Regions from separate parts of the Homo sapiens genome. Here region 1 is linked to region 2. Evidence: read pairs that join two places in POLR2A ChIA-PET (ENCODE). Cell type or tissue: IMR-90. All regions are shown on one strand. Each heading gives the region's core, and the rest is flanking DNA. Links, peaks and the distances in the headings are about the cores only.

Region 1 (15,354 bases), core at 3,351-11,350, 63 kb after region 2:
CATACAAATCTTACCACTTGCCCCCAGATTTTTAAATAATGAGCCCATGAAGGAGCGCCTAGATTTAACAGTGAGATCCAATTATAAGGGTAGATATTAGGAAATAGTTACCCAAGCAATGACCTTAAAGGGAGAGGATGCAGAAGCATGGATTCCAGCTGACACGTGGAAACCTCCCTTTTCCTCATGAAAACTGCTTCAGCAACCCAGAAGAATAAACTTTATTCAGGGAAGGAACACCTTTTCTACTGCAGCTGAAGGTGTGGAGGTAGGGATAGTGAGAAGGCAGATATTTCATAAGAAGGAATCCTTGGGTTTCGGGGATATCATACATGACGGCTTTAATTTTTTCTATGAAATAAGGTGCAGAGGAGATGGGGAGGGTAGCTTGAAGAGAGTAGTGAAAGTCTGGCCCCGGTAGAGAAGGAGAGGGGATCTGAAAAAGGCAATTTTTTAAAGGACACAGAGCACTCTGAGGACCAGTCTGGGTTTGGAGACCCTGAATGTACAGGGGCAGCAATAAGTAGTGGAGTGACATACCAAAGTAAGAGACAGCAGAGAATCAGGATGATCCACTTGTGGAAATTGGAGAGACAGGTGCAGCAGAAAGACAGTGGTTCAAGAGACACAGCCCATATTTAGTTTGGATAAGGAAGGAAACAAGCCACAGGTGAGGATATTCAATGGGAAGGGAAAGGAGCATTTAAAGGGCTGGTGTATTGAAATAGAATGAGGTTGAATAACAAACACTGGGGTCATGAGAGGCAGAGAACAGAAAGGATAGAAAGTTGGTTAACAATTGATAAAGGAGAGCTTAAGATATTAGAGGAGGTGGAGCTCCTCTTGGTAAGACCAAGGTTGGATCTATCAAGGAGAATGGGTAACTGAGGCAGAGAGAACATAAACTGTTGAAGATGCCAGAATCTTGAGGCTAGTTTGTTGAAAAAGTGGACCAGCAGGATTTGAAGACACCTATAATGATGACAATGCTTTCTTTTTTCTTGTAATATTGTATCATTATTTTATGGCATGCCTTCTTGTTATAAGCCATTTCCAAAACTTGTGGAGCAAGGAAGAAAACAAATAAAATAGGAAGAGAGCCAGCGAGATCAACAAAATATGAAAGTCATCACTGGATATAGGAAGTGCCCAAAACTATGTGAATTAGGTAGTTGAGGGATCTTAATTTCTTAATATTTTGGGGATTTAAAAATCTGCTCTTCCGGGCTATGGATTCATTGAAGGGAGATCTATGACTTATCATCTGTGCATCCTATTATGGTTCTGAGCACAGCTGCCTACACAAAGCTATTGTTCAGTAAAACTTCGTTCATGGAATTAAGTTTGCAAATGGTTCTAATGCATCCTTAGATGTTCATATACTTTATTTATTTATTTATTTTTTTGAGACAGAGTCCTGCTCTATCATCCAGGCTGGAGTGCAATGGCACGATCTCAGTTCACTGCAACATCTGCCTCTCAAGCTCAAGTGATTCTCCCACCTCAACCTCCTGAGTAGCTGGGACAAAAAGCATGAGCCACCACACCTAGCTCATTTTTGTATTGTTGTAGAGACATGATCTCCCTATGTTGCCCAGGCTGGTCTTGAACTCCTGGGTTCAAGCAATCCACCAGCCTCAGCCTCCCAAAGTGCTGGGATTACAAGCATGAGCCACCAGGCCCAGCCGTGCTGTTTTGATAAGTACTTATATTAATGCTCAAGCGTTCACATAATGATTTCTACATGTGCAGCTTTAGCCCACTTGCATATTTGGAGGGTTCCGGATGGTAAAGAGAGCAGGTGTGGATGCTGCTGAAGACAGATAAGATCTCCTATAGCTTCTAGACTCCCCCCACCCCTCCAGTACAGGGCTCAGAACTTAATAAATGCCAATGAGTCCAAGATTAGAAAGATGACTCCCCACCTTGCACAGATTCTGCTTCTAACTAACTAGACATTGGGAAGCAATGACGATCAGTATTAACAGGAGCACAGACTCTTCTAAGCATCTTCAGTACTGCTCACAGAGTCAAGCTCAGACAATGCTTTTTTTGTTTGTTTTAAGATTAACCTACCATGGTCCTGGCGTAGTGGCTCAAGCCTGTAATCCCAACACTTTGGGAGGCCAAGGCAGGTGGATCACTTGAGCTCAGGAGCTCGAGACCAGCCTGGACAACATGGTGAAACCCTGTCTCTACAAAAAAATATAAAAATTAGCCGGGTATTGTGGCACATGCCTGTGGTCCTAGCTGCTCAGGAGGCTGAGGTGGAAGGATCCCTTGAACCCGGGAAGTGAAGACAGTGCAGTGAACTGTGATCATGCCACTGCACTCCAGCCTGGGCAACACTGAGATCTTGTCTCAAAAAAAAAAATAAAAAGATTGATTAATCTACTGTGTATCTTTTTCTTATGAGAGGAGATACTTGAATTATTTTATAAGTAAATAAATAAATTCACAGTTGGGAGGTATTTACCATATTGTAGGATAATGTGTTCCAAATGTTGGTGATTTCAAGCCCAGTAATGTGGTTTTGATACCATTCCACTGACTTTCTGTTCCTAACCAATCTGTGAAATTGTTGGTGTGTCAGGAATGCTTCAAGTCAGTGAAGGGACATTATGACAAAAAGGCAAAATTCTTATAAACACTGGAGGGACAGTCTTGAACTGGGCTGGGCCTGGCCAGGCAACCTTCCTCTTCATGAGCACTATGTTTAGAAGCAGGAGAATTGGAGTAGCAGGGTAGAAGCAAGGCCTCAAGCTGTACATCAGGATCTATAGTATGTCAATACATATTTTTTGGTGACCATCTGGGGATTAAATTAACATATTTAAAGTTCAAAAGGGAAGAGAAATTCATTACCAGAAAGGGAGAGGTCATTTTTTTCCTGGATCACTCCCAAACATAAAATTGTGAACAGGATTTGTTGCAGTAAAAACCCAAAGGGATTGGTATTTTCCTTCAACAAAGCCAGCAGATGTTTTCATTCTTTTTAGAGCCAGCTCTCGGTTAATCAGCACTTGGTTGTTTGGTTTTCAGTTATTTAGTTTTGCTTCTCTTTTTCACGCCCTCAAGCCTGAAAATAACCTCTCTCTAGTCAGTATTTGAAAGATTCTACTGTTTGTTAGAATATCTACTACCAATTGGACAGAGCAAAATGACAAATGAAAAGCAAATAAGGTTTACTTTCCTATTTAACAGCATTTTGGCCTCCTTCATTCACACCTTCTCATTTTTCCTCTTTACCATCATATTCTCCCACCATCTCCTTCATGCCAGCATGTGGACAGGTCCTCGGAGTCTTACTGCCCTCCTGTCCTCTCCCCAACACACATAGCCTTCCCAGGAGAGCTCACAAGCACTTCCTCCTCAGGTAGCATGACATGGGATAATTAGAAATTCAGGGCAGGTCAAAGAATTTCAAAATGCTGAATAACACTGCAGTGAATAACCACTGGAGACCTAATTTACGGAAGTAACTTTCTGTTTTTCAATTTAAAGATTTTTTTTTTAATTTAGCAACAAACATAAGATTGCCATTTGGTTGTAGTATCAGATCAAAAACTCAGAGTGCCAAGGTCATTGGCCCCTGGATGCACACATCTTATAATCTATGGCTGCCATATAAGACAGAAGAAAGAAATGTGCGCTGTGCCTGCTGAACCCTTTTATATCACTATTTTATTTAATTTTCTCAACAATATGCTTGGATCATCTCATGAGCTCTATTATACAGATGAAAAACTAAAATTTGAAGAGATTAAGTAGTCCAAGTTCATGCAGCTGGTAAGTGTCATCAGCTACCATTTAAGCTCAGGTCTGTCTGGCATCAAAGTTTGTACCATACCTTTACCTCCTAATTCAAGAGAGGACATACAACAATTTTCATTATAGTCCACCCTGATTTATTTGCAAGTATATTATCCTTTTTTCAGTGACTATGGATCTTAGGGGCCATCCAGTTTATAAGCTCTTAAAGTGATGATATCAGTGGTATCAGTTTTAAAAGGAAACTTGGAAAAAATACAGAAAAGTGAAATGTGTATGGGTGTTATATTAGTCAGGGTTCTCTAGAGGGACAGAACTAATAGGATAGACATACATATAAAGGGGAGTTTATTAAGGAGTATTGACTCACACAATCACAAGTAAGGTGCCACAATAGGCCATCTGCAAGCTAAGGAGTAAGGAAGCCAGTCTGAGTCCCAAAACCTCAAAAGTAGGGAAGCCGACAGTGCAGCCTTCAGTCTGTGGTCGAAGTTTCGAGTCCCAAAGCTGAAGAACTTGGAGTCCAATGTTTGAGGGCAGGAGGGATCCAGCACAGGAGAAAGATGGAGGCCAGAAGACTCAGCCAGTGTAGTCTTTCCATGTTCTTCTGCCTGCTTTTATTCTGGCCTGGCTGGCAGCTGATTAGATTGTGCCCACCCAGAGTGAGGGTGAGTCTGCCTTTCCCAGTCCACTAACTCAAATGTTAATCTCCTTTGGCAACACCCTCACAGACACACCCAGGAACAATACTTCGCATCCTGCAATCCAATCAAGTTGACACTTAATATTAACCATCACAGGTGTGTTTATGTTTGACTATTTGAGCTAATGTGAATATTGCCTGACATCCAGAAGTGAAAAAGCACTGGGGTTTTGTGGGGGTTTTTTTGTATTTTTTTTGTTTGTTTAGTTTTTTGTTTGCTGGCCTGAAGCATGGATAATTAGGAGCAGAATTTATGACTGAGCCCAGGGTCACAGATGTTGAGGGTAATAACTATAATGATATCATGGAAAGTTAGAGATGAAAGGGATGTTAAAAACCAACTAGTTAACCCTATCATTTTGCAAATGGGAAACAGAGGACTAGACGTGTTGTGACTTGTGATGTCTGTCAGAACACCTTCTGAGTAATTAAGGGTTGAACTGAATCAGGAGGTTGAAGACAAGATCAATTCAATGAACTGCCCACGACTACAAGGCTAAGCCATGCTCACTCAGCCTGGACCAGGTCTCCTTGTATTCTTGGTCATTTATTCCTTCATTTAGCAGTTTGCTTGCTTAAGATACCAGTGGTTGGGAGCATATGCTGCTTATCAGGCACTCTGATAAACAAGTTTATTTGGATTATCTCACTTAATCATCACCACAACTCAGTGAAGCAAGCAACATTATTATTCTAATTTAACATGGGAGGACATTGATTCTTAGAAGGATTAGGTAACTTGACCAAGGTCAAAATTAAATAGCAGAGTCAGCAGTAAACCCAGGTGCATCGACCCTATCCAGAGCTCTGAATTCTTGCAGTATTTCATAAAGAGATGGAGGGTAAGCTATTATCACATAAATTTTTTTCCTGAAGAATTGAGATCTTCAACAATATTCAAACAATACTGTTAAAATATTGTTTTAACAATATTAAAACAATGTCAGCAGTCTCCCCCGTAGCCCACAGAAAGTGGGAAAACCGCAGCCAGATTCAGGTTCTCACAGCCCTCCACTCTGAGCTCTTCCCTCATGCCTTGGGCTACAGGTCCACATTTTTTATATCAAGATCTTAAATGCCTCACCCAGGCAAAGTAGCTTCCATGGACAGCCTCCGCTTTCACCCCTAAGACAATCTGAAATCATCCCCAGCTGATAATGATAAGTCCTTCCAAAAGGTCCAACCTCACCACACAACAATGAAAAAAAAATTGATCTTTTACTGAAGACTCTGAAGAAAACCAGAGAATCATCCTCCACAGAGTAGAACTCATCACAATATCATGAAACATTTTGATTCTTTCCTGACGGATTTCTCCTGCTTCTAGCTGATTCTTCTATTTTTTTCCCTTGCATATGTCTACCAACCTTTTCTAGTGGAGCAGTTCAACTCTGGCCTTGCCCAAAACCCCTTCAACTCCCCCACCAGCAACATGAAAGCCTAGTGGTTAGCTAAACAGTACTAAGCCTGTCTCCAGAGATTCAGTTCCTGTCACTACAAAAGCCTTACCTGGTCAACCCTTAAATCCACTGTTGTTGCACCAACAACCACTCTACATGTCTCACCCCTTTTCTAACCTCCTTTCTCTCTTCATGTTCTCCTCAAGGAAGAGGAAAAGGGGTCAAGGAAGTGATTCTGAACAAGAAATTCTTACAGCATCTCTTCCCCCACCATACTCTGCCCCTGCACACATGTACACACATACACACATGCAAACACACACACACACTTTCACTCCAGAGATATCTAGCCTTCAGAGAAATTTAAAGATGTTTCTCCTGCTAAGCACTTTTTTCAGTTGCCTGATCACAAATAAACTAGATTTTAATGTTAAAAACTAGAAAATGAAACAAAGCAAGAAAAATAATACCCTACATTCCAGAAACTGAAAAATTCTTGTAACAAAGAATAAGTCAAATCAGAAACTGAAAAATGCAGATAATAAAACACAACATAGCAGAATCTATGGAATATAATTAAAGCAATGCTGAGAGGAAATTTTATATTTATGTAGTTAAAAGGAAAAGTTTAGACAAAACAAATTTAACAGAGTTTATTTTAGCATTAAATGATTCATGAATCAGGAACACTCAAAACCGGAAGAGGTTGAGACAGCTCCACTGAACCTGCATGAGCTGCAGGCCTTTATAGGCTGAATTGAGAAGCAAAATAATCAAATTACTTGATTGGTTATAGCTCGGTATTTGTCTTATTTGGGTCTGATCCAGTGGAAAGTCCCTACTTAGAGGTCGGTTGGCAGTTTCTGACTGGTTAAGTGTAACTAGTGTAACTTTCATTTTACTATGTACATGGGATTGGGTTTTGGTTTGTCTACATAGGAACCCCAGGCGCTGGCACCATCTCAGCCTAATGGCCTCCCAATTAATTGTTTTAACAATATTAATAAATAAGAAAGAAGTAAGTACATAATTCAAAAATTTAGAAAATGAACTATCAAAGAAACCCAAGGAAAGACTAAGTGAAAATAAAAGCATGAGTCAATTAATTATAAAACCAAAAGTATTATAAAATCAATAAATAAAGCCAAGAACAAGAAAAACAATAAAAGAGAGCCCATTAGCTAGTCTTTTTTTTTTTTTTTTTTTTTTTTTTTTTTTTTTCTGAGACAGCCCCATTAGCTAATCTTATCAAAAGCAAAATAGGGGCTGGGTACCATGGCTTACACCTGTAATCCCAGCACTTTGGGAGGCCAAGGCAGGAGGATCACCTGAGGTCAGGTGTTTGAGACCAGCCTGGACAATATGGTGAAACTCTGTCTCTACTAAAAATACAAAAATTAACTGGGCATGTTGGTGGGTACCTATAATCTCAGCTACTTGGGAGGCTGAGGTGGGAGAATCGCTTGAACCTGGGAGGCAGATGTTGCAGTGAGCCAAGATTGTACCACTGCACTCCAGCCTGGGTGACAGTGAGATTCAGACTCAAAAAAAAAAAAAGTCCTAGCCAGAGCAATCAGACAAGAGAAAGAAAGGAAAAGAAGTCAAATTATCTCTCTTTGTGGAGGTTATGGTTCTATATCTAGAAAACTCTGAAAACTCTGTCAAAAGGCTTCTGGAACTGATAAATGACTTCAGTAAAGTTTTAGGATACAAAGTCAATGAGCAAAAATCAGTACTATTTCTAAACACCAATAACACTCAAGCTGAGGGCCAAAAAAAAAACATAATTCCATTTTCAATAGCCACACACAAAAAAATAATACCTCAGAACATATCTAACCAAGGAGATTAAAGATTTCCACATGGAGAACTGCAAAACACTGCTGAAAGAAATCATAAATGACATAAACAAATGGATAAATACTCCATGTTCGTGGTTTGGAAGAATCAATATCATTACAATAGTTATACAGCAATCTACAGATTCAATGCTATTCCTATCAAGCTAACAAAGTCATTCTTCACAGAACTAGAAAACACTATTCTAAAATCCATATGAAACCAAAAAAAGAGCCCAAATAGCCAACACAATCCCAAGCAAAAAGAACAAAGCTGGAGGCATCGTGCTACCTGACTTCAAACTATACTACTGGGCTACAGTAACCAAAACAGCATGGTACTGGTATAAAAACAGACACAGAGACCGATGGAACAGAATGGAGAACTCAGAAAGAAAGCGGCATACCTACAGCCATCTGATCTTCAACAAAGGCAACAAAAATAAGCAGTGGGGAAAGGACTCCCCATTCAATAAATGGTGCTAGGACAGTGACTAACCATATACAGAAGAATGAAATCAAACTTCTACATTTTACCATACACAAAAATTAACTCAAGATAGATTAAAGATTTAAATGTAAGATCTCAAACTATAAGAATCCTTGAAGAAAACCTAGAAAACACCATTCTGGACATTGGCCTTGGGAAAGAATTTATGACTAACTCCTCAAAAGCAATTGCAGCAAAAACAAAAATTGACAAGTGGGACCCAATTAAACTAAAAAGCTCCTCCACAGCAAAGTAAACTATCAACAGAGTGAGCAGAAAACCTACAGAATGGGAGAAAATATTTGTAAACTAAGCATCGGACCAAGTCCTAATATCCAGAATCTATAAGGAACTTAAACAATTGAATAAGCAAAAAATGAATAACCCCATTAAAAAATGGGCAAATGTCTGCTATAAAGACACATGCACACCTATGTTTATTGCCACACTATTCACAATAGCAAAGACTTGGAACTAACCCAAATGCCCATCAATGATAGACTGGATAAAGAAAATGTGGCACATATACACCATGGAATACTATGCAGCCATAAAAAAGAATTAGTTCATGTCCTTTGCAGGGACATGGATGAAGCTGGAAACCATCATTCTCAGCAAACTAACACAAGAACAGAAAACCAAACACCGCATGTTCTCACTCATAAGTGGGAGTTGAACAATGAGAACACATGCATACAGGGAAGGGAACATCACACACCCGGGCCTGTCGGGGGGTGGGGGGCTAGGGGAGGCATAGCATTAGGAGAAATACCTAACATAGGTGACAGATTGATGCGTGCAGCAAACCACCATGGCACATGTATACCTATGTAACAAACCTGCACGTTCTGCACATGTACCCCAGAACTTAAAGTATAATAATAGGAAATAAAAAATAAATAAATAAAATGGGCAAACGACATGAACAGACACTTCTCAAAGGAAGACATAGAAACGGCCAGGTGCAGTGGCTCACACCTGTAATCCCAGCACTTTGGGAGGCCAAGGCAGGTAGATCACCTGAGGTCAGGAGTTTGAGACCAGCCTGGCCACGATGGTGAAACCCTGTCTCTACTAAAAACACAAAAATTAGCCAGGTATGGTGGCAAGTGCCTGTAGTCCCAGCTACTTGGAAGGCTGAGGGAGGAGAATTGCTTGAACCAGGGAAGTGGAGGTTGCAGTGAGCCAAGATTGTGCCATTGCACTCCAGCCTGGGCGACAGAGCGAGACTCTGTCTAAAACAAAAAGAAGAAGAAGAAGACATAGAAGCAGCTAACAAACATATGAAAAAATGCTCAACATCACTAATCATCAGAGAAATGCAAATCAAAACCACAATGAGATACCATCTCACACCATTCAGAATGACTTAATAAAAAGTCAAGAAACAGCAGATGTTGGTGAGTCTGTGGAGAAAAGGGAATGTTTATACACTGTTGGTGGGAATGTAACTTAGTTCATCCACTTGAAAAGCAGTTTGGAGATTTCTCAAAGAACTGAAAACAGAACCACCATTTGACACAGCAATTCCTTTACTGGGTATATATCCAAAGGAAAATAAATTGTTCTACCAAAAAGACATATGCACTCATATGTTCATCACAGCACTATTCACAATAGCAAAGATGTGGCTCAATCTAGGTGCCTATCAATGGTGGATTAAAGAAAATGTGATACATATACACCACGGAATACTATGCAGTCATAAAAAAGAACTAACGCATGTTCTTTGCAGCAACATGGATGCAGCTACAGGCCATTATCCTGAGTGAATTAACTCAGCAACAGAAAACCAAATACTGCATGTTCTCACTTATAAGCTGAGAGCTAAACATTGGATACTCATGGACGTAGACAGGGACAATAGAAACTGGGGACTACTAAAGGTACAGGGTGGGGACAAAAGTTGAAAAACTGACTACTGGGTACAATGCTTGGTACCTGGGTAACGGTATGATTCATACCCCAACCTCAGCATTACACACTATATCCAGGTAACAAACCTGGACATGCACCCCCTGAATCAAAAATAAAAGTTGAAAAAATAAAATAAAAATAAAGAACAAAATTAAGCAAGCAAAAATATATTCAAGAACAAATGAATGAAAAATAATCACACTACAAAGGCAATACAAAAAATAATAAACTCAGCCCCAGATAAGTAGAAATAAAAATCTGGATAAAATGTGTCATTTTTTAGAATTGACTCCCAAAGAAAGGGGAAAAAATCAAATAGGCTAATTTGTAAAAGAGAAATAGGAATACATGTGAGCTACTCCCTAAAAACATCCTTTGGCCGGGCACCCTGGCTCACACCTGTAATACCATCACTTTGGGAGGCCAAGGCGGGTGGATCACAAGGTCAGGCTTTTGACACCAGCCTGGCCGATATAGTGAAACCCCATCTCTACTAAAAATAGAAAAATTAGCCGGGCATGGTGGGGGGCGCCTGTAGTTTCAGCTACTTGGGAGGCTGAGGCAGGAGAATCGCTTGGACCTGGGAGGAGGAGGCTGCAGTGAGCCAAGATTGCGCCATTGCACTCCAGCCTGAGTGAAAGAGCAAGACTCTGCCTCAAAAAAAAAAAAAAAAAATCCTTTTATTGTTATGTTTTTTTTTTTTTCCTATTCAGATGAGTTTAAATAGTATTGGGGTTATCTGTTCCACAATAGTTTCATAACACTTAGCTATAAAACCTAATTTGGACATCACATTCTTTAGGGAATCAAATTATGATTAAAGTAGCATTACAAATCAGTGCGAAGAAAAATTAAAATTATTTATGTAATGGTGTAAGGAGAACTGGGTAGTCACTTGAGAAAAAAAACATTCAGTCAATGCCTTGCTTGTTACATTAAAAATATGTTTAAGAGAAATCAAAGATTTAAGTGTAAAAAATAAATAAAAATACCAAAATAAATTAAAAAATGTTTTTGTTTGTTTGTTTTTGAGGTGAAGTCTCACTCTTGTTACCCAGGCTGGAGTGCAATGATGAGAGCTTGGCTCACTGTAACCTCTGCCTCCTGGGTTCAAGCAATTCTCCTGCCTCAGCCTCCCAAGTAGCTGGGATTACAGGCATGTACCACCATGCCTGGCTAATTTTGTATTTTTAGTAGAGAAGGGGTTTCTCTATGTTGGTCAGGCTGGTCTCAAACTTCCCGACCTCAGGTGATTTGCCCACCTCAGCCTCCCAAAGTGTTCGGATTACAGGCATGAGCCACCGCGCCCAGACTATAAAATGGTTTTATAATCTCAGAGCATTAATTGCTTCACTATGACACAAAACCTAGAAAGTATTTTTAACTGAAAAATTAGAATACATAAAAGTCAAAATTTTCCTGTAAAAATATACCATAAACAAGATGAATAGAAAAATTATTAACTAGGTAAAAATACTGGTAGAAACATAAAAAATGGCCAATTTTCTTAATATTAATATTTAAATATTTCCTAAAAATCAATTTTTAAAAATCCAAATACCCATCAGGAAAACAACTAAAGACACAGTTCCAAAGAAGCAAATACACATGGCTCTTAAGCACATAAAATACCATTCATAATGAGAAAAGTGTAGATTTAGGCCAAGCACAGTGGCTCACACCTGTAATCCCAGCACTTTGGGAGGCAGAAAAGGGAGGATCACCTGAGTTCAGGAGTTCGAGACCAGCCTGGCCTACATGGTGAAACCCCATCTCTGCTAAAAATGCAAAAATTAGCTGAGCAAGGTGGCAGCAGTCTGTAATCCCAGCTACTTGGGAGGCTGAGGCAGAAGAATTGCTTGAACCTGGGAGGCAGAGGTTGTGGTGGGCTGAGATTGCACCACTGCACTCCAGCCTGGGCTACCGAGTGAGTGAGACTCCATCTCAAAAAAATAAATAAATAAATACATGAATAAAAAGAACAAGGAAAATGTAGATTTAAACTATCAAATGCCTTTCTTCATCTATCAGATTGGCTGTTGTGAGTTTGTGGGGAAATATGCAGTCTGTCATACACTTTTGGATGGAATGGTAAATTAGCACAATTTCTTTGGATGACAATTCATGAATAATAACAAAAATTGAAATGAGGCTGGGCATGGTGGTTCACACCTGTAATCCCAGCACTTTGGGAGGCCAAGGCGGGTGGATCACTTGAGGTCAGCCGTTCAAGATCAGCCTGGCCAACATGGTGAAACCCCATCTCTACCAAAAAATACAAAAATTAGCCAGGCATGGTGGTGAGTGTCTGTAGTCCCAGCTACTTGGGAGGCTGAGGCAGGAGGATCGCTCGAATCTGGGAGGCAGAGGTTGCAGTGAGCCAAGATCCTTCCATTGCTCTCCAGCCTGGGCAACAGAGTGAGACCTTGTCTCAAAAAAAAAAAAAAAAATTGAAATGAATGTTCACATCTAGATTATGTTTAGACATGTGAAATTGATACTGACAGTTGATTTTAATAGGAAAACCTGGGAATAATCTAGATACCCATCATGAGGGAACTAGTTCAATAAAACATGGAACATCCAACTTTGGAATACCATGTAACCATTAAAAGAGAAGAAGGTCCCCTAATCTGTCAGACGTAGAATAAGCTCTGAAGTATGTTGTGTTAAGTGGGAAAAGTAAAGAGGAGTAAGACGTGTAACATGCTGCACTTTGGTGGGTTTTTCTAAACCCACAAATATAAAACTAACATATTGAATAAGAATGACTCATGGAGTGAAATCACAAAGCAACTTTATTTTGTGTCCCATTGACCCACTAAAATATACTCAGTGGGGAAGTTCTCCCGATTCTGAATGAAAATTCAGAAAGTTTTATAACTTTTCTAATCACTTGAGAAATACACACTTTTATATCACTTTAGATCACCGACTTCATCTCAATTAAGAAATTAAAATGCCCAGTCTCATGTCATAGTCAAACCTGCCAACTCAAAGTTATTCTTACACTCCTCCCCCAGGTAAGGCTTGCTTTTTCTAGCTGGACATTTCTGCTAGTCGTTTCTCACCATTCCAGGGTGAAATGACAAGAAGTAAGAGAGCCTGAAAGTAAGAACTTGACTCTACTGTCTTAAGATAGCTTTACACTCTGTAGGTATGACAAGTATTTAAAGCTTACATTTTAACTTAGTGGCAGGATGACCAACTTACCCCGGGTTTCCCAGGACTTTCTTGGTTTTAAAACTGAAAGTCTCATGTCTCTGAAACACCCTAAGATCTGGGCAATACAGGATGGCTGGTCTTCCTACTCAAGGAACACTGTTATTGCCTTTTGGAGGCATCTCCCTCACCGATGGAGATATCTCACCTGCATTCCCCTGATGCATACAATGATGTACTCTTAGGAGCACTCTGCCATTCTTCCTCCTGGGAAACTTGCAGTTCACCCTCATCTTTTAACTGCTAAAGTCTCGTGCCCATCTGCATCGACTATCGTGCATATGCATGACTGCTCTGGTTTGAATGTGTGCTTCCTCCAAAATACATGTTGAAACTTAATCTCCAGCATGGTAGTGTTAAGAGGTAGGGTCTTTTGTGAAGTGATTAAATCATGATATCTCCTCCTTAACTAATGGGTTAATGCCCTTACAAAAGAGGTTTCAAATCCCAGCACTTTGGGAGGTCAAGGCAGGCAGATCACCTGAGGCTGGAGTTCAAGACCAGCCTGACCAAAATGGAGGAACCCTGTCTCTACTAAAAATACAAAATTAGCCGGGTGTGGTGACACCTGTAGCCCCAGCTACTCAGGAGGCTGAGTCAGGAGAATCGTTTGAACCCACGAGGTGGAGGTTGCAGTGAGCCAAGATCACGCCATTGCACTCCAGTCTGGGCAACAAGAGCAAAATTCCATCTCAAACAAAAAAAAGAAAGAGGTTTCAGAGAGTGTGTGCCTCTCTTGCCCTTCCTTTTTCCACCATGTGAGGACATAGCAACAAGGCACCATCTTGGAAGCAGAGAGACCAGATGCTCAGCATACACCAAACCTGCCAGCACCTTGATCTTAGATTTTCAGCCTCCAGAACTGTGAGAAATAAATATCTATTGTTTATAAATGACTCAGTCTCAAGTATTGGTGTTACGGCAGCACAAATGGACTAATGACCTCACAAAACTTTCTCTCTCTCTCTCTCTCTATCTCTATCTGTCTCCCCTGCATGGCTCACATCTGCTGCAGGAAAATCACTCACACATATTTTGCCTTGACAAACTCTGAGCATGCAAACCCAACCCACATGGCCCACACTCCCATTGCTTCACTATCAGTAGCCAGTCCAACTGTTGCCCCTGGTTCTCAGGCGAAAGTGAAACACTGTTCCTGGTGTCTGCCACTCAGCAAGGCCACAAATCAAACTCTCAAAAGTACTGCTATGGAAGGCTCTTCTCTCTAGGCCTGATGTTGGTGGGAAATGCAACATACAGCACAGTTTTATCCGAAGAAATTATCTTCACAATCATAGCTCTATTTCAGTTTATTTTTTGCCAACAGCCTACCATTGCATATCCTCAGTCTGGCTAAGAAATTTAAGGCTCATGAGACTGGTTTCTGAGTGTTTCCATTGAAGATTTCTATTTTTATACGGCACTCACGTTGGTATCTGAATATCTAATATCTGTCATCTTAGAGTTTTAGCTGAAAGTGTCAGCTTAGTATCTTATTTCTATGCTTACATATGCATAGAATAGCACTGGAAAGACTATGAAAAATAGCAATTGCTTCCAGAGTGGGGAAGTAACTGGCAGAGAAAGTAAAGGAAGAAGACTCACTTTTCACATTTTACAATCTTGTATCATTTGAATTTACACACTGTGCATATATTACCTGTGAAAACACTGAAGTGAGTTAATGTTTCTAAAAAGGGAAAGGTAGAATACTCATGATTAAACCTGTATAAATATAATTGCCAAATTTTGATAAAAATACCCACTAAATTAATAATAATTAATAAATGTGCTTCCATGCAGGAATAGACAGATGAATCAATAAAATGGAATAAATACAAAGTACCAAAACAAGCCTTAGGTTACATACAAACTTACTGTTCGATAAGGTGCACCTCAAATCAACAGGGCAAGATGGATTATTTAGTAAGTGGTGCCTAAGCAATAGGCCAGCCATTTGGATAAACTTAAAATGCGGTTTATGGCTCACTCATAAACCAAACTAATTTCAAA
Region 2 (15,354 bases), core at 5,011-13,010:
CTATTCTCCCAGGTAACACTAAAGCTCTCTTTTGGTGCTCATGCAGCTTAGTCTCCTCGCTCTAGGTTTATTTTCATTTTACTTTTCAACTCTTTAGAGATACCAACTATTTTGAACTTATAATCACGTAAAGCTGTGAATCGAGTTCCATTTTCTTTTTTTCTTTTTATATATCTTACAATACGTGGGACAAATTGAAAATTTTGAAGTTCTAAAATTCTGGTTTTTATTTTATCCATTTGTGCCTCAGGCACATGCCTTTGAAAACTTAAGATGACACTGAAAAATTCCCTTGGGGACTTTCTAAGATGACTGTCCCTTAGCTTGGTTTCACTAGCAAATTGCTGGCCTTCTGAGGTTGCTGTACAGCTCCATGTGCACAACAGCAACAGAAAAGGATGTGATATGGGTGAGCACATGTGACTCCACACACACTTTCTCCCTGGAGATAGTCCTTCAGATGACAGGGGAACCAAAACGTTTCCAAATATGATTTAAGAAAACCAAATATTTGAATTTTTTTAATGAATACTAAAATTCTGACTCAATATGGTACCACAAGCCAAGATGACAGAAGGTGACTAGTATGACTCAAGTCATGAAACCAACAAGCAAATAAAATTTCTGTTCACAAAAAGATATTCAAAATGTGGTCCTAGTGCATGATTTAGAATAATCCTAACTAAGGAGTGAAACTATATTGTTTAATAGAGTTACAGATCCATGAAGTCGTTTAGTCTCCAGAAATCTCAGTTTACTACACAGATGGATTTATAACAACCTCTAATGGGTGTAACTTAAGATGGAACAGATGACTCTACCAGTGGATTAATCAACCTCTTCCAAACTGCAAATTAAAAAAGAAACAAATCAAACACTGCATTTTCCTCACAGATGTTTAGCAAAACATATTCAGTCTTACTCCTATAATTACAGCATTAGGAGAGTTTTACCAGCATCAAAGTAAATAAAAACATATCAAATGAAAGTTGATGAAAAACTAACAAGAGACTGAATAATAATTTTTAAAGATCTCACGGCCAGAAAATCTTATTGATTTCAATTATATATTCATTACTTTCAAACGGGGAGCCCTGGAGTTAGAAAATGTGACTCTTGTGGGGACCTGAGCTATGTTCTAACCACAGTATCCAACAAAATTCGTCTCCAACATCTGCAGTTGATTAAAAAAAAAAAAAAAAAAAAAAAAAAGTTTTTTTTTTTTTGGTGTTTTCTTTTTTTTTTTTTTTGCCAAGATTCATTTGAGCTTTTTTAGCACCAGAGGGAAAGAAAAAAAAAAAGAAAGAAAGAAAGCAGTAGAGATACCCCAAATCTGGGATATTCAAAGCAAATATTATCAATTGACCTTCACATTCGATGTTACATTGAGTACAAATAGCAAATTTTCACAGGTGATTTTCTATTAATGACTCTCCTACACGACTTCCGGGAAGTAAATGAGTCAGAGAGGACTAACCTCTCAAGAGATGTATTAACAAACATCCCATTCCCTCATTCCTTCGTTTCCTAATGCTCACGTGACTTAACCACACAAAATCATGGTAGTGTTGCCTACAAACTGACCAAGGTTAGACATCACTTGCATTGTCTCAATCTCTGAACAGCAGCCAATCAACATGCTCAATACTCTCAACTCTGCTCAAGGCTCTTGGAAGATGGAATGATAGAGGGGCAGTCAATCAAAGCTATAACTACCTCAGCTCCCGCCAGTCTGTCTCCACTCAAAGTGTCCATTTAGCCGGGAAGCACAGCAAAATTTATAGCCAGGACTTTTATTGTGCAGAGCTTTAACACTGTAAGGAACCCTATACTCATGCCTGAAAGCCTTTAAGAAGGGCAGACCCAGAATTTGTTTTAACCAATAGGCAAGTTCAATAGCCTACGCAGTGATAAGCCTGAAATTAATCAGTTTGACATTCACAAATCTCCCAAGCTATTACTTTGCATTTTATATCTGATGATGCCACAGGTTAAAAAAAATACAGCATTCATCCCATTTTTTATACATTTTCTTTTTGCACAACATGTCTGAAGTGGCAATCTCTTTTTTTTTTTTTTTTTTTTTTTTTGAGACGGAGTTTCACTCTTGTTGCCCAGCTGGAGTGCAATGGTATGACCTCGGCTCACCACAACCTCTGCCTCCCAGGTTCGAGCGATTCGCCTGCCTCAACCTCCCGGGTGGCTGGGATTACACGTATGTGCCACCACGCCTGGCTAATTTTGTATTTTTAGTAGAGATGGGGTTTCTCCATGTTGGCCAGGCTGGTCTCGAACTCCCAACCTCAGGTGATCGCCAGTCTGGCCTCCCAAAGTGCTGGAATTACAGGTGTGAGCCAACGTGCCCAGCCTTCTCTCTCTCTTTTTTTTTTTTTTTAATTTTTTGTGTGTTTTGGGTTTTTTAAGTTAATTTTTTGTATGTTTTGTGGCGTTTTTTTTGTTGTTAATTTTTTGTGTGTTTTGTTGAAGAGGCTGATGGAGAGGCCCATGAAAAAACAGACCCACTTCTCTTTACTCCAACTTTTTTTTGTTGTAGTTATTTTTGAGATAGAGTCTCACTCTGTCACACAGGCTGAAGTGCAATGGCATGATCTTGGCTCACTGCACCCTCCGCCTCCTGGGTTCAGGTGATTCTCCTGCTTCAGCCTCCCCAGTGACTGAGACTACAGGTGTGCACCATCACACCTGACTAATTTTTGTATTTTTAGTAGAGACAGGGTTTCACTATGTTGGCCAGGCTGGTCTCGAACTCCTGACCTCAGGTGATCCACCCACCTCGGCCTCCCAAAGTGCTGGGATTACAGGCATGAGCCACTGTGCCTGGCCTTCTTTAATCCAATTTCTCAGGAGTCATGCCTTGGTGCACCACATAAAATGTCAGTGCTTCCTTCAACCCCGAAACACAAGTACATCATATCCCACTTCCCAGCTTTATTTTTTCTCCCTAGTAATCATCACTTTATATACACTATCTTATGTATTTCTCTTATTTATTTTGCTTATTGTCTGTCCTTTTCAGTGGACTGTAAGTTGCACCAGGATTGCAGGCAAATGCCTCTGTATTGCCTGTCAATAGATTACGATGTGGCTATGTGTTCATTCAACAAGTTATTGAGCACCTACTATGTGCCAGGCCTTGCTCTAGGTAAACAAAACAGACAAAAATTCTCCTTTTCCTGACTTTTCCATCAATGCTAATGTGCCTCACTGTGGGATTATCTATCAAAGCTATTGTGTTTCACTGTGGGATTATTGGAAATGAAAGCCATTTTTTAAATGACATTCTTAGCCTGATCTTTTCCATAGGCAGTTGATCACAGGAGACAAGCTGCTTGTAGATTAAGTTGACATAGGCACAAGTCAGGAAAAGAGATTATTGTGTTATGATCACTGCTGCATCTCCAGCACCTAGAGCAGGGCCCAGCACATAGCACATGCTCAGTAAATATTTGTTGAATGAAAGGATTTGCCCATCATCATAATTTACTGTCATAGGAAATGATTACTCTATTTCGTCTCCTCACTCTTAATGGGTTTCTAGCCTGGAATCCCAGTGTCCTCTCCTGAAGAATCAAGCCTAAACCTCAGCTTCTCACCCCACCTATATCCCAATCCTCAAATCTCACTAATTTAGTCCTGGTAGCTAATCTGATAAACTAAACCTGCAGAATAATAGTAATTGAATACGTCACCCTTTCACATATAATTAATGATCACTTTAACTATGACTTAAAGCCATAGACTCAAGCAGTGACTATTGTGGCAAATCAAGTTCCAAGTGTCCTACTCTTATCCCTACCCCTCTCCCTACCATTATAACAACATGGGTGATCAACTGGGCTAGAAGGAGTTTTCAGAGGCTTCTAATTAATTGCGCAATTGTCCTCAGGCTGGGCATCAGGCCAATCACATACAGGAGATAATTGGAGGGCAGCTATTAAACTAGGTAAGGAGTCAGCAAATCTTTTCTATAAAAGGTCAGATACAATGTAAATATTTCAGGCTTTTAGGACCATATTCCACTCTGCCATTGTAGTGCAAATGAAGCCACACACAGTATAGAAAAATATGTTCCTGGCTGTGTTCTGATAACACTTTATTTACAAAAAACAGGCTGTGGGTCAGTCTGTGTCCACAGGCCATGGTTTGTTGACCCCTGCTCTAGACCCAGGTGATATGTAAAATAATCCCAAACCCTACTCTCTAGGCCCTTAAAATTGAATATGATCCTGTTGCTTAATTAATTACAACTAAATGTATCACAGGTATCTGCACACCTAGTGGTTATTTTTCATAAAAGAAAAAGATGATAGTCATTTCCTGATAAAAATTAAATTGTCTCTCTCTCTCCCCTTCTCTTTTTATGTGTTCACCCACTCATTCTCCAGAATTCACCCCCACCCAGTGGCAGCTATGGTACCAGCTTAGGCCTCCCTCAGGAAAGCAACTTGCCACTCAGCCTCAAGGAGTGCTGTTAGGTGACAGTCTCCAGGGACAACGCCTTCAGTGTCTGCCACAGTGTCACTCTGAGCTATGGTCTTTCCAGGCAGCTCCCAGCCAATGACTGAGCATGGTGGAGCATCAGGACCCAGAATCAGCCCTGGCTGGTGGTGGACTCCTCACAGGCCAGCTTGGCACCAAAACTTCCTATTGGGTTGGCCAAGCTCTGTCAGATGTGAATTACAGCCAGAGAATTTCCCAGGCCGGGTCTGCTATCCTCTCCTTTTCCTGTTCTAGGCATCAGCTCTGGATCACTGTCTGATTTCCCCTGCCCAATCTGGTTTCCTATCTCTTTATCTTTCAGACATTCTACAAAAACAACAACTTCTACAAAACAACAACTTCCCCCACCCCAAGGGAAAAAAAAAAAAAAAAGAACACTGTACTCTTAATTCCTATGGATGAGTATTTGCCTCACTTCCCCTCCCCGCCAGCCCCTACTCACCTCCTATTCTATTGAGATCCTTAATACGTTTATGTTATTTTGAAAATCTCAAAGTGGGTCTATGAATACTTCAGTGAAAACAAGAAAAAGAAAGTTCTCCTGCTTCTCAGTGATACCTTGATATAGTTTTGATCTTATACTTAAAGATAAGTTTAAACTTACTCTTCCAAATGTTTCTCAAATCACTGTTAGGGACTGGGGGAGTGATCACAGTACCTGCTCGTGTCATCCAAAGTGGACAGAGGGTCAGGGCTGTTTTGAAGGGCTACACTTATGAATACAGGACACATCCAAGCAGTAATTATTGTCCAGAGACCCTGAGTTTCAGTACTAGGCCAAGACCCATACAACTAGCACCTTCCAAGATCTAGAAGAGATGGGATCCATAGGTCACAAACCTATTCAGATGAGAGCACCAATTAAAGGGAGGTTTTGTCACAACCACTTTGGAAACTATCTGGAAGCACAGGTGACAGAGTGTCCCTGACTTGAGTCCCTGAGCGATAGCAGTTGCCTGGGAACCACTAGAAGAAGCCAGGGCTCCCTTCTCTATATCCTGGAGGCAGAGTGCATTTCATTAGAAAGCAGTGCTTGAAGCCTACTTTAAGGAGCTCTGCTCAGCTCCCATAAAAGACACAGAAAAGCCCACAGTGCCTACAATGACACTGACAACTGGTCCCTTCTTGCAGTTAGCTGACAATATAAAAACAGAAGAAAACAAGAGGAGGTGAAGAAAAAGGAGGAGGAGGAGGAACAGAGAAGAAGGAAAAAGATGAGAAGAAAGAAAATTTAAAGTAAGACACAAAACCAGGTAGGACGTGAGATTTGTTGTTCAAGGCACAAGCAATTAATGAATCATTGCAATTGATTATTAACGTCTGTTCCGAGCTTCCTGACCGCCCAAGGCTTAGAGGAAAGGCAAGTCTTCTGATGAGGTGAACTCTTTGTGGGCCCAGATTTCTGGGAATCCATCCATTCATGAGAAGTGTAGCCAAGTCATTTCATTTTCCTGGGCCTCAGTCTCCTTACCTCAATAAAACTAGGGCTTGTATTAGATGAACACTGGTTACCATCACTGCTACTATTCTGTGATTACATTGAGCCCAGAAAATCAAGAGAATCTCTCAGGACTTATCAGCCACTCTACCTCCCCCCATTCCTATAAACCTATGGGAGTTTTTAGGGGCCAGGGGTGGATGTGGAATTTATATTTTCTCCCACATACTATTGGCCAGAGTTCAGTCATACCTTTACCCCATCTGCAAGAAAGGCTGGGATAGAATTCACCTGTGCACCCAAGAAGAACGACCCAGTTTGGTAAGCATCTAGCCAGCAGTCATTGAAGGCTCTGCTTCAACATTAACCAGTGAGAACTAACCACTCTCACTTTGAGCCTCCACTCTACTTATTCGTGTTTCAGTCACGATACCTTTGACAAAAGATTGCAAGTGTGTGTCTCCTTCTCCATCTCCTCTCATTGACTATAAGAACCTTAAAGATAAAGCGTATTTCTTACTTACCTCTGGGCTCCCAGTGGCTAGCACTATGCACAGTGCCTGGTGCATGCTAATTGTTCAATAAATACTGGTTTGAGAGAAAGAAGACAGGGGCAGCGGTGGGGAGAGAGAGGGAGAGAGAGAGACAGGAATAAGTAAAAGAATTGTGTAGATAATAACAAATTTACCTCTTTACTCAAAAACCATCAATAGCTCCCCATTGCTCGGAGGATTACATCCAAATTCCTCATTATGACACTCAAGATAATCCTTTCTTACCTCCCCAATCTTAATCCTATTACTCAATATCATGAAAGTGGTTAGCTCATTTTGTTCTTTCCTTCCCTCTTTCTTTCATTCCTTTCTCTTTTCTCTCTCCCTCCCTTTCATTCCCCTCTTCTCCTTGCTCTCCTTCTTTCTTTATTCTACTTTTACTCATTGACCTGACACTTCAGCACCTACTATGTGTCAGGAAACTTGCCAGCTACAGGAGATACAAAGATAAGTTGACTTCAGAGTCTGCTGCAAATAGACTTGGTGGACAGGCAAGTCCAATGTGCCCTGAAAGCTGAGGTAGTTTAGAAGCTCAGAAGAGGAGCAACTATGCAGACTGAGGGAAGGGGGAAGAGGGGCAGAGGGCACAGAAGGCTCAGAAAAAATGGCAATCCCTTAGTGGATTCTCAAAGGCTGAATGGGCTTGTTCAGACCCAAAATGGTGGGACGGAAATTGCTGGCAAGAAGTATGTACCCAGGTATGGAGACGAGTGCACGCACAGCACACCTGAAGAGCTCCAAGTACTTCCCTTATCTGCAGAATGAAAGCAGAAAGCTTTTGACAGATGGGGCGGGCCAGAAGCCAGATCACAAAGGTAACATTATGTTAATTAAGTTTTGCACAGAGGTAATGGGAGATGAGGAGATGAGTCCAGAGGGAGGAGTGCAGTGGCAGGAAGATACCGGCCTGCCCTGAGGCAAGGGCTCTGGGACCGGACATGCAGAGTCAAGAGATATTCAGAAGGAAAAATGACCAGACTTTGTGATTAACTGATTGAGAGACAGGCAGATTACAGCAGGAAAAAACAAAGGAGGTTAGGTTAGCTCCAGTGGCTTTGCTCTTGGATGGCCAGCTGGACAATGGCTCCCTTCACTGTGCCGGAAGATAGGAGAAGGAAAGTAAGTTGTAGGGACAAGCCTACAAGCCGATGAGGTCAATACTGGATCGGGTAAAAGTGAGCTAAGTGAAAGACTCTTAGGCAGAGATGGCAGGTAGGATTTTAGGGGTGATCTTTTTCAAACAGGGAAATTTGTGCCCAAAGAGGTTACGGGAATCAGTCGACTCCACATAGCTGATGAGTGGCAGAAAGGAACTCAAGGCCCAGCTGTGCCCAGGTATGCTACTCTAGTCCAGGGCTCTTTTCACTACACCCTCTGCCTTCACCTTCCGCCCTCCTGCCTTGCAGCAACAGCTCGAGATAAGGTCTCCACCACACAGTCACTGGCTGGTAAGTTACTCTTCTCTTTTTTTTTTGTTACTCATTTGAAGGTATGAGGAGGAAAAGCCCTCAGGAAACTTCATCAAAAAATCAAAAATCATTTTAGATTGTGAGCACTTAAACTAATTTTTAATTGATTAAGTTAACAATCAATAATTTGATCGATAGATGTGTTCTATTTTGAATTCGAAGTATGAAGACCCAAACTACTCAAGAAACGATTTGTTTCTAATTTCTCAAAGTTTTGGTTTATTGAAAATATCCTCAGTGGGACTCAAACAATCAATTTCAAGTAAATGTGGTAATAAAAATGTTATTGTAGCTTTGCCGGGATAGCCTGCCTTTCTGTCTCCATAGTTCAATTCCAAGTATAAAACACATGCAAATGGAAAGCCTGCTCCCAGAAACAGGTCCTTGCTTACTCCTATCTCCAGACAGACGGCCTCTGGGAGGCGGTGGTGGGGTTCACTTTATGGGAATTCATTGATCCTCAGATTTTCCCCATGGGAAAGTCAGAGACAGCAAATGTCATGAGGAAAGTCATATTTTCCAATGTTTTCACAGAATGTCTCACACAGTAACTATCCCCGTGAAATGATTTTCTCTCTAAACTCCTCAGAGAGTTGTGCTCAGTATGTGAACTTTTAGAATAATCATCTAAGAACCTAGCCGGGTGCAGTGGCTCATGCATGTAATCCCAGCACTTTGGGAGGCCAAAGTGGGCAGATCACCTGAGGTCGGGAGTTCGAGACCAGCCTTACCAATATGAAGAAACCCCGTCTCTGCTAAAGATACAAAATTAGCTGGGTGTGGTGGTGCATGCCTGTAATCCCAGCTACTCAGGAGGCTGAGGCAGGAGAATCGCTTGAACCCGGGAGGCAGAGGTTGCGGTGAGCCGAGATCACACCATTGCACTCCAGCCTGGGCAACAAGAGTGAAACTCTGTCTCAAAAAAAAAAAAAAAAAAAAAAAGAATCATTTAAGAACCGAAAGCATCACCAAAATGTGTTGTACTTTACCAGTCTATGTTTTCCAGGTCTCTCTGTGAGATTGTCACTGATTAAATGGTTAAACAGCAGCTTGAAACTGTAAGAGATACACTAGTAAGAATTTCTCAACCTACTTTTCAAAAGGCCAAATTTTTGGTACATTTACCCGGTCCTTTTTTTTTTTTTTTTCCTTTGTGCTTTTTCTGAGGAGCTCTCTGGTGAAACAAAAGCATTTTGACCTTCAACTGGAATTAAAAACTTGGTGGGCAGGGCAGGGGGAGGAACAATACCACCTCACCCGCCACCCAAGCCCTTTGTGGAGAAGAGCCTGAAGTAGCCCCAGAGAGGTTGACTCTATACTAGGAGTAGAAAGTATTAGCAAATACTCAATCTAATTTGCTGTATGTGGACCTTAATAAAAAAGATGGCCTAATATATACACAGCGTCTTCCACTCTGAGAACTCCAAACATGACCTCCCCTTTTCAGCAGGCCACCTTGGATTCATTGACCCATCCCTTTCCTACCAGCAGGGAGGTTCTCGCCAAGTCACACTCTGGTGGCTTCCTCCTCAACATCCCAGACTGGAGTCCTGTCTGTTAACACTCCTGATGCCCTGTTGGGATTCAGTCATTTCTCAACTCCTGACCTCTTTTTCCTCTTAGAGAAGCACAGAAACAGCCAGTGGCTTAAGATTTCATCCTGGCACAACTGTATCTCAAGAAACAGATTGCCAGCTCTCCTGGGGACAATCTCTATACCTTCTGTCAAGAACCCATGAGTTCTCCTCAGGCTCCCTTTAAGGTGGTTTCTCTTAAATGTTACCAACCTAAATCACTATTGTTTGAGATGTGTCCTACTTTTTATTTATACAGGCACGAGGTCACACTATGTTGCCCAGGGCTAGTCTCAAACTGCTGGCCTCAAACAATCCTCCCACCTTGACCTCCCAAAGTGTTGGGATTACAGGTGTGAGCCACAACATGCAGCTATACCTTCTTTTTTGAGATGGAGTCTCACTCTGTCACCCAGGCTGGAATGCAGTGGTGTAATCTCTGCTCACTGCAACCTCTGCTGCCCGGGTTCAAGTGATTCTCCTGCCTCAGCCTTCTGAGTAGGTGAGACTACAAGCACCTGCCACCATGCCTGGCTAATTTTTGTAGTTTTTGTAGAGATGGGGTTTCAACATCTTGGCCAGGCTGGAATTGAACTCTTGACCTCACAATCCACCCACCTCCGCCTCCCTAAATGCTGGGATTACGGCGTGAGCCACCGCGCCCTGCCGCCTTCTTTTTTATTATTACGTAAGATAGATAACTTCCAGTCACCAATTTGGTGTAATCTCCCTTTGCAGAATTGTCCCTAGAAAAATGTTCTTATTTTTTCATGTTTCCTTTCCAAGTTAAACACCTTAGATTTGCTTAGCCCATTTTCATATTTTTGCTGGATGCCATTTTCCACTATCTTCATCAGGCTTTGTTTTCCCTCCTCTCTTGAATGGTGAAGCTGTTAACTAAACACTGTCCTCTCTGAAGGGTCTGACCATTGCTAAATATGTCCAATGTCCTCTTGGCTGCTTCATTTAACATGCCAGCCTTGAACTGTTCTTTCGAAAACCACTTTTAGTACATTTCTGATTGATGTTTAACTTTTGAAACCTGATTCTTTGAACACCTGAAAAACCCAGTGTTGCATTGGTGCAGTTCATTTTCCTTTTTGCTCCATTGTCACCCTAACCTACCCCATTCATTCAGCTTCCTCCAGTTTGGCCAAGTGGTTTTGAGGTCTCCCTTTCCCTGTGGCTTTTCCCTGTCTGGGGATGTGAGCCTGGCCATGGAGAAGCAATTTCCATGAGGTCCCCATAATTTTTAGGCTTTTCTGTGTGCCATCAGCATCCCCCAGCCACAAATACTGTCTGCTTCCCCACTCTTAGCTTAGGAGAATTTAGAGAAATAGATAGAGCTGTATAATCCAAACCAGATTCTCAAGGCTTACATATGTATGTCTTAAAAAATTAATAAGGTACACATGGTAACCTAAATTATTTAATCAAAATGTTACTTAAATATCTATAAGCATAAATCCATGTACAAACCCCTTACTTATATCTATAGTTTTTATACAACTATCAAATAAAAATAAAATTATAAATTAAGTACAAACCACAAACCAAAATAATAATAATAATCAAATAAAGTAATTTAATGTAAGCTGGTCTTGAACTCCTGGTCTCAAGCGATACTTCCGCCTTGGCCTCCCAGAGTGCTTTGATTACAGGCATAAGCCACTGCGCCCAGCCAGGTTGTTTCATTAAAATGGAAACCTCTCGCTTGATGTGAAAAGGGTACTGATGTTAATGGCAAAGGTTCTTTTCAGTTCCATGCACCTGTAGTATTGTTTGTAATGTAAAAACTCCATTTTGCCACCGCATTTTTTCATTCAAATTTCTGCAAAGATTTTGTTTCTTCAGAGCAATAAAATGTCTTTTGACCTTGGGTTGATCTGAGCATCTTCTTCTAGCCCTTGAGGCTAGAAGACTGATGCCATATGTTATTTCCATGGTGTCACGTCAAAGTATCAATATGTTAAATCACTTAAGAAATGAAAGTCTTCTTTGGGAGACCAAGGTGGGAAGATCACCTGAGGTTGGGAGTTTGAGACCAGCCTGACAAACATGGAGAAACCCCATCTCTACTAAAAATACAAAAAAATTAGCTGGGCGTGGTGGTGCATGCCTGTAATCTCAGCTACTTGGGAGGCTGAGGCAGGAGAATCGCTTGAACCCGGGAGGTGGAAGTTGTGGTGAGCTGAGATTGTGCCATTGCACTCCAACCTGGGCAGCGAGAGTGAAACTCTATCTCAAAAAAAAAAAAAAAAAAAGAAAGAAAGAAAGAAATGAAAGTCTTACCTGGCCAGGTGTGGTGGCTTGTGCCTGTAATCCCAGCACTCTGGGGGGTCAAGGCAAGTGGATCGCTTGAGGCCAGGAGTTCAAGACCAGCCTGGCCAACATGGTGAAACCCTGCCTCTACTAAAAACACAAGAAAAAATGAGCCAGGCATGGTGGCAGATGTCTGTAATCCCAGCTACTCGGGAGGCTAAGGTGGGAGAATCGCTTGAACCTGAGAGGCAAAGATTGCAGTGAGCCCAGGTCACACCACAGCACTCCAGCTGGGGTGACAGAGCGAGACTCCATCTCAAAAAAAGAAAAGAAATAAATGAAAATCTTAACTTATGGAAACACCTTTTAGTTGAAAATTATTGATGTAAAATTAAAGTTTTGTCATTAATGAGATGAAATAATTCAACATAAATTTATTGGTAGATCCAGAATGTAGGTTATCAGTTTGAAAATAGAACAAACTAGCCTGGGCAGGTGGCTTACGTCTGTAATCCCAGCACTTTGGGTGACCAAGCCAGGCGGATCACCTGAGGTCAGGAGTTCAAGACCAGCCTGGCCAACATGGTGAAACCCTGTCTTTACTAAAAACACAAAAATTAGCCCAGCATGGTGGCACGCACCTGCAGTCCCAGCTACTTGGGAGGCTGAGGTAGAAGAATCGCTTGAGCCCAGGAGGCAGAGGTTGCAGTGAGACGAGATCACACCACTGCATTCCAGCCTGGGTGACAGGGCGAGACTCTGTCTCAAAAAAAAAAAAAGAAAAAGAAAATAGAACAAACAATCACAGGTAACTAGAGAAGCTTTCCAACTTACTAAATTTTACTTGAAATCCTTTTAGGATATCAAAAAGCCAAACTACATGTATTTAATACATTTGTAAATACAAAAATAAATGCAGGTGCTGAAATCAGCAGACATGGGTTTGTCTTTCATATTATCAAAAATTTAGTCCTTTATTATTAAAATGAAAATATAAAATTCAGGATTTTTCATTGTGAACTCAAAGACCCAGGAGAATATGTCCATAGACCTTGGAATGAGATAAATCTAGCTTGAGAAACAACCAAATTTACTGGAGTTGAAAGGAGCCCTTACAAAATACCTAGGGATTGATGGGTTGACAGGTGCAGCAAACCAGCATGGCACATGTTTACCTATGTAACAAACCTGCACATCTGGGGTACATCTTGCACATGTACCCCAGAACTTAAAATAAAAATTACAAAAAAACCCAAAAATTACCTAGGGAAGACTAGACCATCTTGGCCAACCTCCTCTCCTCAACTTGAAATGGAAGACTAGGGATCTGAAGAGCTTAAATGATTGGTCGGTGACAGATATGGGTCTCCAGATTCCAATTTCATGACCCTTCCCACTACATCAACACTTGCCAACTTGTCTTACATTTCATGATGTTGCATCCCATTAATACTTTGAATACACAAAGCCCGCTAATGCTCAGAAAATATTTTTATAATATTTGGTCATATTCATTGACCAAAGAAAAATCCTGCAAAATGGTAGCACTTCAATTTATTTAAATGATTCTTTAATGAATATCCATTTAGGAGGACTCTATTTATTAATTACATCTGTATAAACTAACACTTTGTTTTATTTTTTGTAAGATTACTTCTTTCCAGTTTCTAAGATTGCCTGGGGTTTATAAGTGTGTTCAAATCTCCACTATCCTAAAGGGATGCTGTGGTCTAAATGTGTTCTTCCAAAATTCACATGTTGAAATTTCATCACCAGTGTGATAGTATTGAGAGGTGGGGCCTTGACTCAGGGAGAAAGGGTGGGAAGGAGGGGAGGGATAAAAGACTACAAATGGGGTGCAGTGTATACTGCTTGGGTCATGGGTGCACCCAAATCTCACAAATCACCACTAAAGCACTTACCCATGTAACCATACACCACCTGTTCCCCAATAACCTACAGATATAAAAAATTAATTAATTAATTTTAAAAAAAGATAGCAATGGGGCTTTTAGAAGGTGATTAGGTCATGAGGGCTCCACCTTCGTGAATGAGATTCATGCCCATATAAAAGAGGCTTCACAGAGCATTGGTCCCTTTTGCTCTTCCATCTTTTCTGCCCTGTGAGGACACAGCAACAAGGCGCCATCTTGGAAGCAGAGAGGGCGTTTTCACCAGACATCAGATTTTCTGTTGCTTTAATCTTGGACCTCCCAGCCTCCAGAACTGTAAGAAATAAATTTCTGTTGTTTGTAAATTACCCAGTCCAAGGCCTTCTGTTATAGCAGCAGGAAAAGATTGAGACAAGGACCTCCCTTAACATTATTCCTACTCAAATTGTTCCCTCCCCCTCCCTCTGTGTCATCCAAGGTTTTTGAAAATGAAATAGAAAATTAATGTCTCCATTTGCTAACTTCCCATTCTCTCAGTAGCCCATGTAAGTGGTGTAAGGGAGCTTCTCTGTTCTTCTGTTTTCACTACTCCATTGAAATTGTCCCCTCAAAGGCCACACTGGTATCCTAATTGCCACATCTAGTGAGCTTGTTATGTATTATTGTACTTCACCTTTCCAAAGGGCACTTCCCTCTTAAAACTCTTCATCCATGGCTTTCTTGATGCTTGTCTTTACTTTGTCCATCTGCTCCTCTGATTTGCACTTTCTTTGTGTTACCTGATTTCTCTTCCCAACTTCATGAATATTGATATTCCTTAGGATTGTATCATTATTCTTTTTTCTTCCTTATTGAATGTCATCCCAATGATGGTTTCATGTGGACCCATCTTTTAATAATGCGTAAATGTGTCCCTTTAATCCATCTTTTTTCTCAGGTCCAGAGAAGTATTTCTAGAAAACATAAACATTTAAGAGATAAGCATGGGATTCTAGGTCTGCAAAAAAAGCTGGGGTTGTAATTACAATATTTATATTTAATCATAGTATTCCATATAGAAATACAAAAATATTTTTTATATGGAAAAGGAAAGAGGAAATGAAGGAAGAGAGAGTTTCAAGGAGGCAATAGTCAACTGTTTCAAATGCTACAGTCACGTCGAATAAGATAATAATGGAAGTATTCTTTAGTCTTAGCTACTTGGAGGTTACTGGAATCTTGGCAAGAGCAATTTGGTATCAAATCCAAATAAAAATTTGTTGAGGAGTGACTTAGAAGAGAAGAAATACAGACTGTGAATGTAGAAAATCTCCAGCAACTTAACTGTGGAAAAAAGGAGAGTTTATGATCTGAGGGGAACCTAGGGTCTGAGGAAGGGTATGCTTTATTGGTTAAGAAGGAGCCAGGACAGAGAAGGGGCAAAAGATAGGAGCGAAGGGAAGCCACATGCCTGACCAGATATTGTGAACTAATGAGTCTTAGGCAGGAAAAGAGGTACCTCTTTCATTGGCTAGGAGGAATGAACTTGAGGGTGGTTGTACTTCTTGTTGACTGAGGGAGCAGCCAAGTATTCCAAAAAGTTCACATCAAATAGTTTTTTTTTGTTCTATTCAAAAATTGCAAAATAAGAGGTGAGGTCTCCTT

The links. ChIA-PET counts read pairs that join two places held together with the same protein. Peaks named below come from ENCODE experiments on the same cell type or tissue, not always from the same donor. Only the 100,000 strongest peaks of a DNase experiment are listed, where the experiment ranks them.
Region 1: POLR2A ChIA-PET joins it to region 2 with 11 read pairs; 2 of 35 experiments call an interaction of 5 or more read pairs at or near these places.

What each region holds. Positions count from the first base shown.
Region 1 is chr5:68,135,015-68,150,368 of GRCh38, forward strand. No RefSeq gene overlaps it. Among named protein-coding and RNA genes, the nearest start is that of LINC02219, 47 kb to the right of the region's middle. RefSeq lists an enhancer at 14,124-14,173. In IMR-90, for the core only: no CTCF peak of the experiment used is centred there; a DNase peak (open chromatin) is centred at 6,657.
Region 2 is chr5:68,070,311-68,085,664 of GRCh38, forward strand. LOC124900990 (a long non-coding RNA gene) reads left to right here and starts at 7,430. Exons shown (of 2, transcript XR_007058800.1): 1 at 7,430-7,961. In IMR-90, for the core only: no CTCF peak of the experiment used is centred there; no DNase peak of the experiment used is centred there.